2 separate regions of the Homo sapiens genome follow, and region 2 is linked to region 1. The links are chromatin contacts, found by Hi-C or POLR2A ChIA-PET in ENCODE. All regions are on one chromosome and are shown on one strand. Each heading gives the region's core, a stretch centred on a gene start or an enhancer-like site at or near the end of the contact. The rest is flanking DNA. Distances are from core to core; before and after follow the strand shown. Region 1 overlaps TNIK (TRAF2 and NCK interacting kinase). Region 2 overlaps TNIK (TRAF2 and NCK interacting kinase).

What was found. A loop is a pair of places that touch in the nucleus more often than their neighbours do. ChIA-PET counts read pairs that join two places held with the same protein, here RNA polymerase II (POLR2A). Pooled maps may share reads with other maps.
Region 2: a loop to region 1 is called in a pooled map, with 1.8 times the contacts of the local background. The contact joins two enhancer-like sites. A Hi-C loop is called at or near these places in 3 of 168 maps with a recorded cell type or tissue (CD4-positive, alpha-beta memory T cell, lower leg skin and posterior cingulate gyrus), 3 of 37 single-sample maps with no recorded cell type and 2 of 50 pooled maps. POLR2A ChIA-PET finds 5 or more read pairs at or near these places in 9 of 52 experiments (GM12878, H1, MCF 10A and 6 more).

The regions. Positions count from the first base shown.
Region 1 is chr3:171,303,358-171,309,584 of GRCh38, reverse strand. The region is part of intron 2 of TNIK (TRAF2 and NCK interacting kinase); the gene reads left to right. Among named protein-coding and RNA genes, the nearest start is that of TNIK, 150 kb to the left of the region's middle. Within about 2 kb of position 2,689, at least 15 of the 41 ENCODE cell types and tissues checked have a DNase peak (open chromatin) inside an H3K27ac peak, as active enhancers do.
Region 2 is chr3:171,343,954-171,350,180 of GRCh38, reverse strand. The region is part of intron 2 of TNIK (TRAF2 and NCK interacting kinase); the gene reads left to right. Among named protein-coding and RNA genes, the nearest start is that of TNIK, 110 kb to the left of the region's middle. RefSeq lists an enhancer at 2,647-2,696 and a silencer at 6,171-6,227. Within about 2 kb of position 2,385, at least 5 of the 41 ENCODE cell types and tissues checked have a DNase peak (open chromatin) inside an H3K27ac peak, as active enhancers do.

The sequences.
Region 1 (6,227 bases), core at 1,440-3,939:
TAAATATAATGAAGCATTTTTTTAAACTTTGATTTTGGTTCAGGGGTGCACGTGCAAGTTTGTTCTACAGATAAATTGCATGCTTCAGGGGTTTGGTGTACATATTATTTGTTCACCCAGATGGTAAGCATAGTACATGATAGATAGTTGTTTGATCCTCACCCTCCTCCCATCCTCCACTTTCCAGTAGGCCCTGTTGTCTGTTGTTCCCTTCTTTGTGTCCAGGTGTACTCAATGTTTAGCTCTCACTTATTAAGTGAGAATATACAGTATTTGGCTGTCTTTTCCTGTGTTATTTTACTTGGGATGATGACCTCCAGCTCCATCCATGTTGCTGCAAAAGACATGGTCTCATTCTTTCTCATGGATGCATAGTATTCCATGGTGTATATGTACCACATTTTTTTTTTCCAGTCTACCAATGATGGGCATTTAGGTTGATTCCATGTTTCTGTTACTGTGAATAGTGCTACAGTGATCATAACATGTGCATGTGTCTTTATGGTAGAATGATTTATATTCCTTTGGGTATATATGCTGTAATGGGATTGCTGGTTCAAAATGGTAGTTCTGTTTTTAAGTGCTTTGAGAAATCACCGAACTGCTTTCCATAGTGGCAAAATGAATTTACATTTCCACCAGCAGTGTATAAGCATTCCCTTTTCTTTACAGCCTTGTCAGCATCTGTTGTTTTTTGACTTTTTAATAACCATTCTAACTGGTGTGAGATGGTATTTCATTGTGGTTTTGGTTTGCATTTCTCTAATGATTAGTGATGTTGAGCATTTTTTCATATGCTTGTTGGATGCATGTATGTCTTCTTTTGAAAAGTGTTCATGTCCTTTGCCCACTTTTAAGTGGTGGTGTTTGTTTTTTGCTTGTTCAATTAAGCTCCCTATGGAGTCTGGATATTAGGCCTTTGTGAGATGCATAGTTTGCAAATATTTTGTCCCATTCCATAAGTTGTTTGCTTTCTTGAAAGTTTCTTCTGCTGTGCAGAAGCTCTTTGATTTAATTAGGTCCTATTTGTTAATTTTTGGTTTTGTTTGAATTGCTTTTGGCATCTTTGTCATAAAATCTTTGCCAGGGCCTATGTCTAGAATGGTATTTCCTGGGTTTTCTTCAAGGATTTTTATAGTTTTAAGTTTTACATTGAAATTTTTGATGCATTTTTGAGTTGATTTTTGTGTGTGGTGTAAGGAAGGGGTGCAGGATGGCTAACCAGTTATCTCAGCACCATTTATTGTATAGGGAATCCTTTCCCCATTGCTTGTTTTTGTCAGCTTCGTCAAAGATCAGGTGGTTGTAGGCGTGTGTCTTTATTTCTGGGTTCTCTGTTCTGTTTCATTCATCTATATGTCTGTTTTTGTACTAGTACCATGCTGTTTTGGTTACTATAGCACTGTAGTATAGTTTGAAGTCTGGTAATGTGATGCTTCTTGCTTGCTTCTTTTTCCTAGGATTGTTTTCACTACTCAGGCTCTTTTTTGGTTCCATATGAATTTTATAATAGTTTTTTCTAATTCTGTGAATAATGTCATTGGTAGTTCAATAGAAATAGCATTTAATCTGTAAATTGCTTGGGATAGGATGGCCAATTTAACAATATCGATTCTTCCAGTGATAGATTTTTCAAGTACAAGAATATATAAACATTTCATTAGCTGCAGAGTGATAACGTCATCTCGTGGCACATAGCCTCTGGAAAATTTCACTGTACAATTGTGAAGAATGAGAATGAAAAAGTCTTATAACATTATAGTATTATTATAAAGATGTCTTGACCTCATGGACCCCTGAAAGGGTCTCAGAGATCCTCAGAGGTCCCCAAACCACTTTGAGAACCATCCCAGACCATTGACAGGAGATGTTTATACTCAAGATTTGGGATGATTGTGCTGATTCTTTCATTTAGTCAACTGTCAGTTCTTTTTCCAGGATAAATAGGCTTATACGCAGTTTTGAAAATGAAGGCTGAATTTCACAAATCACTTGTGGTCTGGAATTGGTACTACTAGTGGTAAAAAAGTAAGAAAACTCAAAACAACAAAGAACGAAATTCAATAGTTTCTAATCTTTCAGTAACTATTTTGCACAGATTAGGTTAGACTTCTGAGTCAAATGAATGAAGAGAATGCATATTAATCATATATCACAAGGAACTTCTTGACCCCTTAGAGTAAGTGAACATGGAATGTGTGTGCAGTTTCTAAACATGGAAATATGTAAGAAGAGGCCTTCCCTTGAAGTCCTGGTTGACATGGATGAGGCTGGATGCAGGGTTTCTATTTGATGATCCTGAGCCTGGCATGACTTTCAGCTTTTGAGATTCTGCCCAGAGTGGTAGCACAGAATGGCAATTTTTGCCACCACCAGCCTGTTTTTACTACTCTCTCACCTCACCACCACCCATAAAATTTAATAGAAAAGAAATAAATAGAAAATAGGTTTTGGAAACGTATGTGAAGGACGATTTGGTATTAGGGCTGAGTGTTTTTAGACTAGCTACCTTTTTACTATCAACCTCTGGCCGTGGCCATGAATTTCTCGGTCTAAATCTTTTTTCTGAAGATGCACAGTAGACAAGCCTCCCTAAAACATGAAGCATGCTGTTGACTTTGTTCCCGGGGCTTGTGTCTGCCAAGTCTGACTAGTCAGTTCCCATCGCTGCTGGCTGAGGTTTTTCCCATCACCACGGCAGCAGAACACACTTGCCTTCTCTCTTTAGATGGTTTGTTATTTTAAGAAAAGCCGAGCATGGAATCGCTGGGAATCATTGCTGCTTCTGACCACAGAGAACACGTTTTCCCTACTGGTTGTTTTTCTTTTCAGCTTCCTGGGGCTTTAGTGGTATTTACATTTAGGCCCTGTCATTTTGCTTTTTCATGAAAGCCCATTTGAATGAGGCACTTGGAATCCAAATATAATTTTGTTGTTGTTGTTCAAAAGGAATCCAAACGTTTAAGAGTCTCACCATTGGTCACTGAAATGGAAAGATTAAAAAATTTCATTTGCTTAGTTTTTCTTCTTTAAATTTGGTAAAAGTCATTTTGCATGCCCTGAGAAGCGCAGCTGGCATCTATAACCTGCCTTCCTACTTTATAAAATGTAATTTTGTACTCCCCACTTTCAGATCTGTGATGCAAAGTTGGTGAAAGAGTCCCGAATGAATATCCATATGAAATATTTTCTTTTTCTTTAATTTAAATTTTAACTTTTACTTTAGCTTCAGGGGTACACGTGCAGGTTTGTTACATAGGTAAACTCATGGTTTGGGGGTTTGTGTACAGATTGTTTAATGACTTGAGTAACTGAGCATAGTACCTGACAGATTTTTTTTCTGAACTTCTCCCTCCTCCTAACCTCCTCCCTCAAGTAGGCCCTAATGTGTGTTGTTCCCCTCTTTCCATCTATGTGTTCTCATTATTTAGCTCCCACTTATAAGTGAGAACATGTGGTATTTTGTTTCCTGTTCCTGTGTTAGTTTCCTAAGGAAATGGCCTCCGGTTCCATCCACGTTCCTGCCAAGGACATGATCTAGTTCTTTTTTATGGCTTCATAGTATTCCATGGTATATATGTACTACATTTTATTTATCCACTCTGTCATTGATGGGCAATTAGTGATTTCATGTCTTTGCTATTGTGAATACTGCTGCAGTGAACATATGCATGCATGTGTCTTTATGGTAGAATAATTTATATTCATTTGGATATATACCCAGTAGTGGGATTGCTGGGTCGAAATGGTAGTTCTGTTTTAGGTTCTTCGAGTAATCTCCACATTGCTTTCCACAATGGCTGAACTAATTTACATTCACACCAGCAGTGTATAAGCGTTGCCTTTTCCATGCAACCTCACCAGCATCTGTTAATTTTTTACTTTTTAACAGTAGCCATTCTGACTGGTGTGTGATTGTATCTCATTGTAGTTTTGATTTGCATTTCTCTAATTGTTAGTGATATTGAGCGTTTTTTCATATATTTGCTGGCCACATGTATATCTTCTTTTGAAAAGTGTCTTTTCATGTCCTTTGCCCACTTTTTAATGGGATTGTTTGTGTTTTGCTTGTACATTTGTTTAAGTTCCTTGTGGATTCTGGATATTAGACTTCGTTAGATGTATAGTTCAGAAATATTTTCTCCCATCCTGTAGGTTTTCTGTTCACTCTGCTGATAGTTTCTTTTGCTATGCAGAAGCTCTTTAATTTAATTAGGTCCCATTTGTCAAGTTTTGCTTTTGTTGCAATTGCTTTTGGCCCAGATGAAATATTTTCTTTAATGGGAAAAGAGTGTTTCAGGTCCTCAAATGTTCCTGCACTCATTGTAGCCTTTTCCTCAGTGGTCTGGTTGAAGAAAATGAAAGAAACAAATAATATGTGCTATGTACTGGCCGCATTAAAGTCAGGTTATGCTTTAGCTCTCTAAGTGACTAGTGCTGTTAATCTAGTGTTTATTAGCACTGTTTTCAGGCACCCTTCTCACTTAAAGCTTGTCTGTGGCCCCATTTTCTTTACTTTTTCCTTTTTTTTTTTCCCTGTGGCAGAGATTTTCAATTTCTTTTTTTTTTTTTTTTAATTATACTTTAAGTTTTAGGGTACATGTACACAACGTGCAGGTTTGTTACATATGTATCCATGTGCCATGTTGGTGTGCTGCACCCATTAACTTGTCGTTTAGCATTAGGTATATCTCCCAATGCTATCCTTCCCCACTCCCCCCACCCCACAACGGTCCCCGGTGTGTGATGTTCCCCTTCCTGTGTCCATGTGTTCTCATTGTTCAATTCCCACCTGAGTGAGAACATGTGGTGTTTGGTTTTTTGTCCTTGTGATAGTTTGCTGAGAATGATGGTTTCCAGCTTCATCCATGTCCCTACAAAGGACATGAACTCATCATTTTTTATGGCTGCATAGTATTCCATGGTGTATATGTGCCACATTTTCTTAATCCAGTCTATCATGGTTGGACATTTGGGTTGGTTCCAAGTCTTTGCTATTGTGAATAGTGCCGCAATAAACATACGTATGCATGTGTCTTTAAAGCAGCATGATTTATAATCCTTTGGGTATATACCCAGTAATGGGGTGGCTGGGTCAAATGGTATTTCTAGTTCTAGATCCCTGAGGAATCGCCACACTGACTTCCACAATGGTTGAACTAGTTTACAGTCCCACCAACAGTGTAAAAGTGTTCCTATTTCTCCACATCCTCTCCAGGACCTGTTGTTTCCTGACTTTTTAATGATCGCCATTCTAACTGGTGTGAGATGGTATCTCATTGTGGTTTTGATTTGCATTTCTCTGATGGAATGGCCCCATTTTCCCCCATCACCATGGCTCCTCCTCTGCTTTCCTTGTGGGGCTTTCACATTCTTGGCACCTGCTGACCTAGCAGCAGGCATTTTTCTGCCACTTGTCAACTCTCATCTGACTGTGGCCACCTTGTTTCCCTGCAGACATCCATATGTACTCTTCTGGTCTCTCTTTTTACATAATTCCTCTCACCTCTGTTCCTTCACATATTCCTCCCACCCCCACCTCCTCTCATGGTTCAACTCAGGTCACCCTTCCTCCCCCGGGCCTTCTTCAGTGGAAGTGAATCCATGTTGGCTGTCTTGTTCTTCAGCGCCTCTGCACATATCCAGTCTACACTCTATAAAGGTTCCTTGCCTCGGACTATCTCACCTGACTCACAGTCATAATATAGGTCCTGGTGTTGCCTTCCTCTGAGGATAGGACCATAGGCTAGCAATGATATTTTTCTTAACACCACCAGAAAACAGGTGGAGTCAGGGGGCTATGTATAGAGTGTTTACTCATACCTAGTAGCTTTTGAAGAGTTGATCCTAGAAGAATAGTGAAATATACATGTTTGACAGATTGGAGATGCAAAGGAAAAAAGTCTGAGTTGAGCCTTGGGATGCTCAGTTCTAAGGTTTTTATGTGAAGGCCATGCCATAAAATGCCCCAAATTCTTGATGGAAGGGCAAGCATTTAGTAATATAATTGGAATGTGTTGAAGTGTTACATATTCTATATGCATATGTTTACATATATAATAATTTTCTGTATTTAGTGAAACAAGGATGTGTGATGGGCTGTCAAAAGATGTTTTTTACTTATGTTAATCAGTTCTACACCAGTGTCAGATACTTTGATACCTGAAATATGTGTTTCAAAATTTCAAATAAAATTTATGACATGAAGATATCATAGATTATTAATT
Region 2 (6,227 bases), core at 1,136-3,635, 41 kb before region 1:
GCAATATTTTGTGTAAATATTGTGTAAGGACAATGGTATAGACAATATTGGCAGAGGCAAAAGAACTAATTAAGAATCTCATTCACCCTCCTCAAAAACATTTGCTATAATGTTGTATTTTATGTCTTGTTTGTTCTGTAATTCTTCTATATGTTCATTGAAAAATATATAGAATATTTTCCTTTGGGTAGCCCATCTTCTAGCTCCCTGGGAAAGATTTCATTGGCCACTAAAAACAACTTAAGATCTTGCTTTGGGAGTAGATAAGTTCATTCACTCAGATTTAACAATTTTAAGACATACAAAAAAAGCCCTCGAATACTACTTTTAGAAGATCCTGGATACCATTGGCTGCTGCTTATTCCACAATGAATGTATGCTCGGTGTAACTAGAATACGCAAGAATGGATAGCTTTCAAATATTAGTGGGGAAAATATCCTTTACATCAAAACATGACTGAAATGGAATGGATTACAGGAATGTTGGAAATACTGGGCTAAAACATTATTCTGACTTTCCATCATCCTGTTTTGACAGGACCCTAGACAGGCAGTTTTGGGGAAATGTGTCAAATTTGTGTTGAGCTAGAATAAACAATCTAATTGTGTGACACTGCCTCTTGGGAATCAGGAGTCAGCTTCTTCCTCACCCTGAAGTGATTAGTTTATGCCCTGGAGCTGTCTGACCCTTGTAAAATTATCCCAGCTGGTAGGACTGCAGTGGCTGATCTCATTTTTCTGTGAATGTCTTATTCTTGTGGGAATCTTTATCAATCATCTGCCTCTCTTTGTACAATACAAGAGTTATTGTAGGATTGTTTCATGGGCTAGTAAAAGGAGGTGCTTTGTACCAACCAACAAATATTTCTTGCTCTCTTGCCAGTGTGAACCACTAATTCTGAAAAATATGATATGTGATTTAAAATATAAATAAGCACTCAGACCACTATCCAAAATTTCTAATTTTCCCAGTAGATTGGTGGTGGAAGTTCTGGTCATGTTTTACTGTTTTTCTTGAGAGATGAAGGTAGTTGATGATCTATATGGAAACTTTTTTGGGTGTTATAGCTGAGAGTCTGAATCCTAGTATTTCTAGGATTCTAGGATATCACTAGTTTTCAGCCATTCAGCAATACCAACCTCTTTTTTTTTTTCCAAGTTCATCCTAGAACTTGCAGTCTTTTTGCTTAATATTTTTCATTAAAGTATTTTATTTACTTAAATTTTTCAAAAAGAAAATTCGTTGCTACCGTAAATGAGAAACTCAATATTTTCAGCTATATTTAAAAATATAGTACATACTTTTTAAATTAAAATATTTGCCCTTGTCTCACTAAATCATGTTGGTATTTGGACCACTATACTTTAAGAAATAACACTTTCATTTGTGTTTGAGGCTTACCAGCATAGCAGAGGAGAGGGACTCAAACACAAATGAAAGCACTACCCGGTGCTGTAGTATGACTGTTGTAGGCCCTCCCCATTTTTGCCTCCGTGGGCCCCTTTCTCCAAGAAAAATAAAACAACAAAAAGTTAAAAATTAGGCTTTATAACCTCATTGGTGTAAGACAAATATTATATGTTAAAACATTTTCTTTGGCCTAAGAATTAGTTTTTATCTTCTAATTTTAAAATAAGAATAATTTTTTGTTGACTGCAAAAAGTACTGTAGGCTCTAGGTCCTGTGCTGTCTGCATCTAATGGATACGTTCGTTGGCCTGTAACCACCCCATCCTCTTCAAGAGATCTAAAGGCTTCACTCGGTGGTGGTGTGGAAACCACAAAAATGAAATGTATTTGGAATCTTCTGTTATATCCTTAAAATTTAGATGGATTCTCTTTATGCCACATGATAATCATTGTTGCGTCAGTTTAAAATTATGTTAATGAAATTACTATAGAAAGGTTGACTTAAACAAAATCTATGGTTTCCTGCTGCTGTAATACTTGGCATAGAGCTGAGTGCCCCAGGGAGTACTTGTGCTCTGGTTTGGAAGCACAGGCATGAGGCATGTTAAAGTAGAAAAGCTTTTCTTTTTTTCCTTTTAAACTTGTGCTCAAGAGAAGAAATTGGGTTTATAATGGATTTACTTGTTGTCAAAAACAAACTATAGATATCATCCTAGCACTGTGGCTACCATGCACAGACAACCTTAACAGTGAATAAGTAAGTCCATGCAGATTCTTTAGAAGATGGTAGAAGAATCTACACAGCACTATTTGGTTTCAAGCTCATTTGTAAGTCTTCTTTTCTTAGAGCCTAGTGAGTGATTTACACTCTCTTAGCTATTTCTAGCAAAGAGGAAGAACAGTCACTCTTGATGAGTGACTAAAACTGCTGCTTTTACCTCCTTTTTAAGAAGTCACTTCCCTAGGTTTCCTTGGTATTAAGAGGGGGATGGCTTTCCCCTTTTGTCCTCTCATTACTCTCTTATCTAGGACAGGCTATTATAAAAGCTTTTTGTTTGTGAGATCAGTTCTGATTTCTAACTTCCCCACTCAAACCGAAATACCACACTTGAAGTTCCCCCAAATTGCTGCTGCTCCGATGACTCCTGGGTATTGTACGCTAAATTCAAGGATCTTTATTTAGGTTCTTTGCTCTCTTGAAAAGAAAATCCTAATGAGTCACCCAGTTTGCTGATTGCTTTGTAGGTGTGACCAGTTAAATGCAATGATAGTGGAGTTGAAATAGAAGAAGTCATTTGGGCTAGCTCATTTATCCTGAATCTAATGTAGCCTGTTGGCTTCTCTTTACTTGTGTGTGTGTGTGTGTGTGTGTGTGTGTGATAGGCACTTCTCAGCTGAGGGCCAGCTCTGCAGGCACTTAGGACTTGTATACCAGGCATCTAGATGCTACTTAGAACTAGCTTGGCTGTCAAAGAGAAGAGAGTGTGCTCTATGTGTTTGGTGCCTGAGCTAGGGTTTTGTCATTTTTCTTTTCTTTTTTTTTTTTTTTCAGCAAATGAACCAGTGAGTGAAGGGCATTATCACAACTCCAAGAACCAACTAGGAGTCACCCATGACATCATCTCCTGAATTTCATCACCAAGCCCAGCTGATCCTATTTCCTAAATGGTTCCTGATTTCTCTCTTCTGTTTTCTGTCTCTGCCACCACTGTCCTAGCACAGGCATTGCACATCTCTCATATGAACGCCTGCAGGACTGTCCCTTGATGTTATCCTTGCAGCCCCTACATTCCTACTGTGCAGCCAGTAAAGTCATATTAAAATGCTTATTTGATCATGTCTCTCTCCTGTTTAAAACCTTTTGAATGATTTCCCATGTGATCAAGAGTAAACTTAGCCTACAAGGCCCAGGATGATCTGAACACAACCTTCTTCTTAGTGCTGTTCTTTCTCACTCTCTGGGATCCAGACATACTGCTTTCTCTTTACACAGAAAACCTAATTTGCTTCCTCCTGCCTCAAGACCTTTGCACATTCCTGCTCCTGGAATGTTCTTCTCCTGTTATTAACTCCATGTCACTTTCTCACAAAACTGTTCTTCATCCTCCAGAAGATCCCAGGCCCCGTTTGGGCTTTCATACCCCCGGCACATTCTGGTGGGGTGCTAAACTCAGATTATAGTGATACACATTGGTTGAATAATATATTTATCAGACTATAAGCTCCATGAGGCCAGAGACTTGTCTACTTTGCTTACCACAGTATTCCCAGTAACTAGCACAGACCTACCAAAGACTGGCTGCTCAATAATTTAAAGAATAAGTAGAGTGCAGTGCAAGGATGACATGCGCAAGGTGTATATGAATAAATAAGGAATCATACTTACATATCCAAGTCATCAGAAAATGTTTAATTATGGACCATATCTTTAATAGGGCACAAGGTTACATAATACAGCTTCAGTGATTTTTCTTCAAAAATCATAAAATCAGTGTAGAGACTTGAAGGCATTTATCTACAGTGACTCAATTCTGCATAGATTGTTAAGCTTTTAGAGTAATTAATGATCAACCACGCCAAGCAGAGTCTGACTGCAGTGCCCTTCTTCCTGCTGTTTCATCTGCCTGTGATCCTCTTCTCCAGACACCTCTGTTGCTTGTTCCTTCACTTTCTCCAGGTCTCTACTCAAATGTCATTTTATTAGAGAGGCCTTCCCTGACCACCTTATAGAAAATAACACCCCACCCTCTCCATTCCCTGTTCCCCTTACCATGTTTAATTTTTTTCCCGTAGCATTCATCACCATCTACCATCCATCCATCCATTCATCATTCATTCATTCATTTGTTCACTTCAGTCTCTTTTCACTAGACTGTGCCTTGTAGATAAATAAGGATTCTGTTTTTGTTGAGTACTCCATCCTTAGCACCTAAAACAATGTTAAAACAACTAGATGATACTAAAAGCATATTTTTTGAATGCATGAATGATCATAATGAAGAAAAGCTTACTATTTTATCCCCTTGCAACTAAGGAATAAGGAAGGGGAAAAAAAGTCCATTTTCACCTTTTGACCTCTTCTTGCCCTTCACCAAAAACTGAGTTCCCTGGTGTTTTTTCTCTCATATGCTGATGTGGTGCAAATAGCCTAGGCTTGAGGGTGAGGGTGAAGGTCGAGTTCCCACCCTATGATTGTATGCTCCATTGCAGCTCTTGACAGTCTATTAGAAATCCATAACCATAGATACTTCTGCTTCTAGGGCTTTCTTTGTGAGCCTAAGATTTAACTACCAACACCTATGTTGTCATGTGGCAAAAGTAAAGAAAAAAAAAAAACTCGGTGTTTTCACCTAAAAATAACAGCTTGCTCTTTGTCAAGTGGCAGCCTATTGCCTGCTCTTGCATTGAGTCCTTCTCCAGGCAAGATGTAATATAACAAAGGAAGAGACTGGTGGTCACAAGCCAGGACATTGCAGGGCTCATTAATTACTTGGAAAATGGTGCCTGGGCTGCAGCCAGAATCCCAAACAAAAAAGGAAATAGCTCCTGTTCTCTAATTGACAAGTTGATGAGTGAGGTAAGAATGAAAATCATTTCAGTAAGTAAAAGGGGGAAGAAATCAAATGGAAGCAGTAGTTGTGTTGAAGAACAAGTATACAATTAAGACATATTCCCAACCCTGAGAGGGTTGATTCACATCAGTTGAGACCATAGATGTCACTGTGTGCTCTAGGCCATGAGACGAATTCATTATCTCTTATAAAGGATAGGGAACATCAATTTAGGGTAAGTGTTGATAGTGTTGGAGCCTGGGCCAAAGTAGATGATATATATATACAAATGAGTTATTAATCTCGGCAGCTCCTAAATCATTTAGTCCTTATGAGAACTGTGTTGCAAATATAAAGAGAGTTAAATATTCTCACTCCAGAAAATAGGATCTATAATTTTGGCAAGGCTAAAAATTCAAAGCCATCTTAGTGAATTTGTTGTAATTAAATGGGGATCGTTTCAAGCAGGAGGAGTCAGTTAAGAAAAACGAGAATTTCGTAATGTTGTAAAAAGAGGTAATTTAAGAAAAGTACACTTAGTGGGTTAAACACTGTTCCATCTTGGTGTGATTATATTTTGGAGCAATGTTTATAGAACTTAGCCTGTCACTTTCACAATTCTGAGCTGTGCAAAATAGGAAGGTCCGGTCACCTAATACTTAGCAGAAATAAGGTCATCAGTACCTTTCTTGTGTGATATTAATACAGCTTTCCAAATTTGAATGACCATAACATATCTGTCCCATAAAAACACTGCATTAGGAGAAAAAGGAAAATGAAAACACACACACCCCACTGCTACTACCATCACCCCTACTATCACCTCAGAACCCCTACAAAGAAGCAAGACTTTCTTGTGGTTGTTCAATAGCCTATAAAAAATGTAAAGAATATTTATTTATGGAAAGAGACAGCTTTGGAGTTTGCAAGCAATCTCAAGGTCAAATCTTGTCCTTTGGGAAGAGGTAACCAGAATTGCCCACTGAGGGTCAGATGTTTGTAACTCCCAGAAATGTGAACGTAAAATGAATACTAAAGCTGTGCTGCAATCATATAAAGAGAAATGCAAACAGGGGCAAGATATGGGATGGGGTTTAAAGGAAAATTATTTGGTTTTTTGCTTTTTTGGGGAGGCATAGAAAAGATGAGAAATAAATGAAACTTTCTAGGAAGAGACAGAATTTAAGAACTAAGTTGAGCAATGGGAAGGAGGGAGGAAACACATTCAGTTTGAAATGTTGATTTCTGCTCAGACTAGACTGTCGA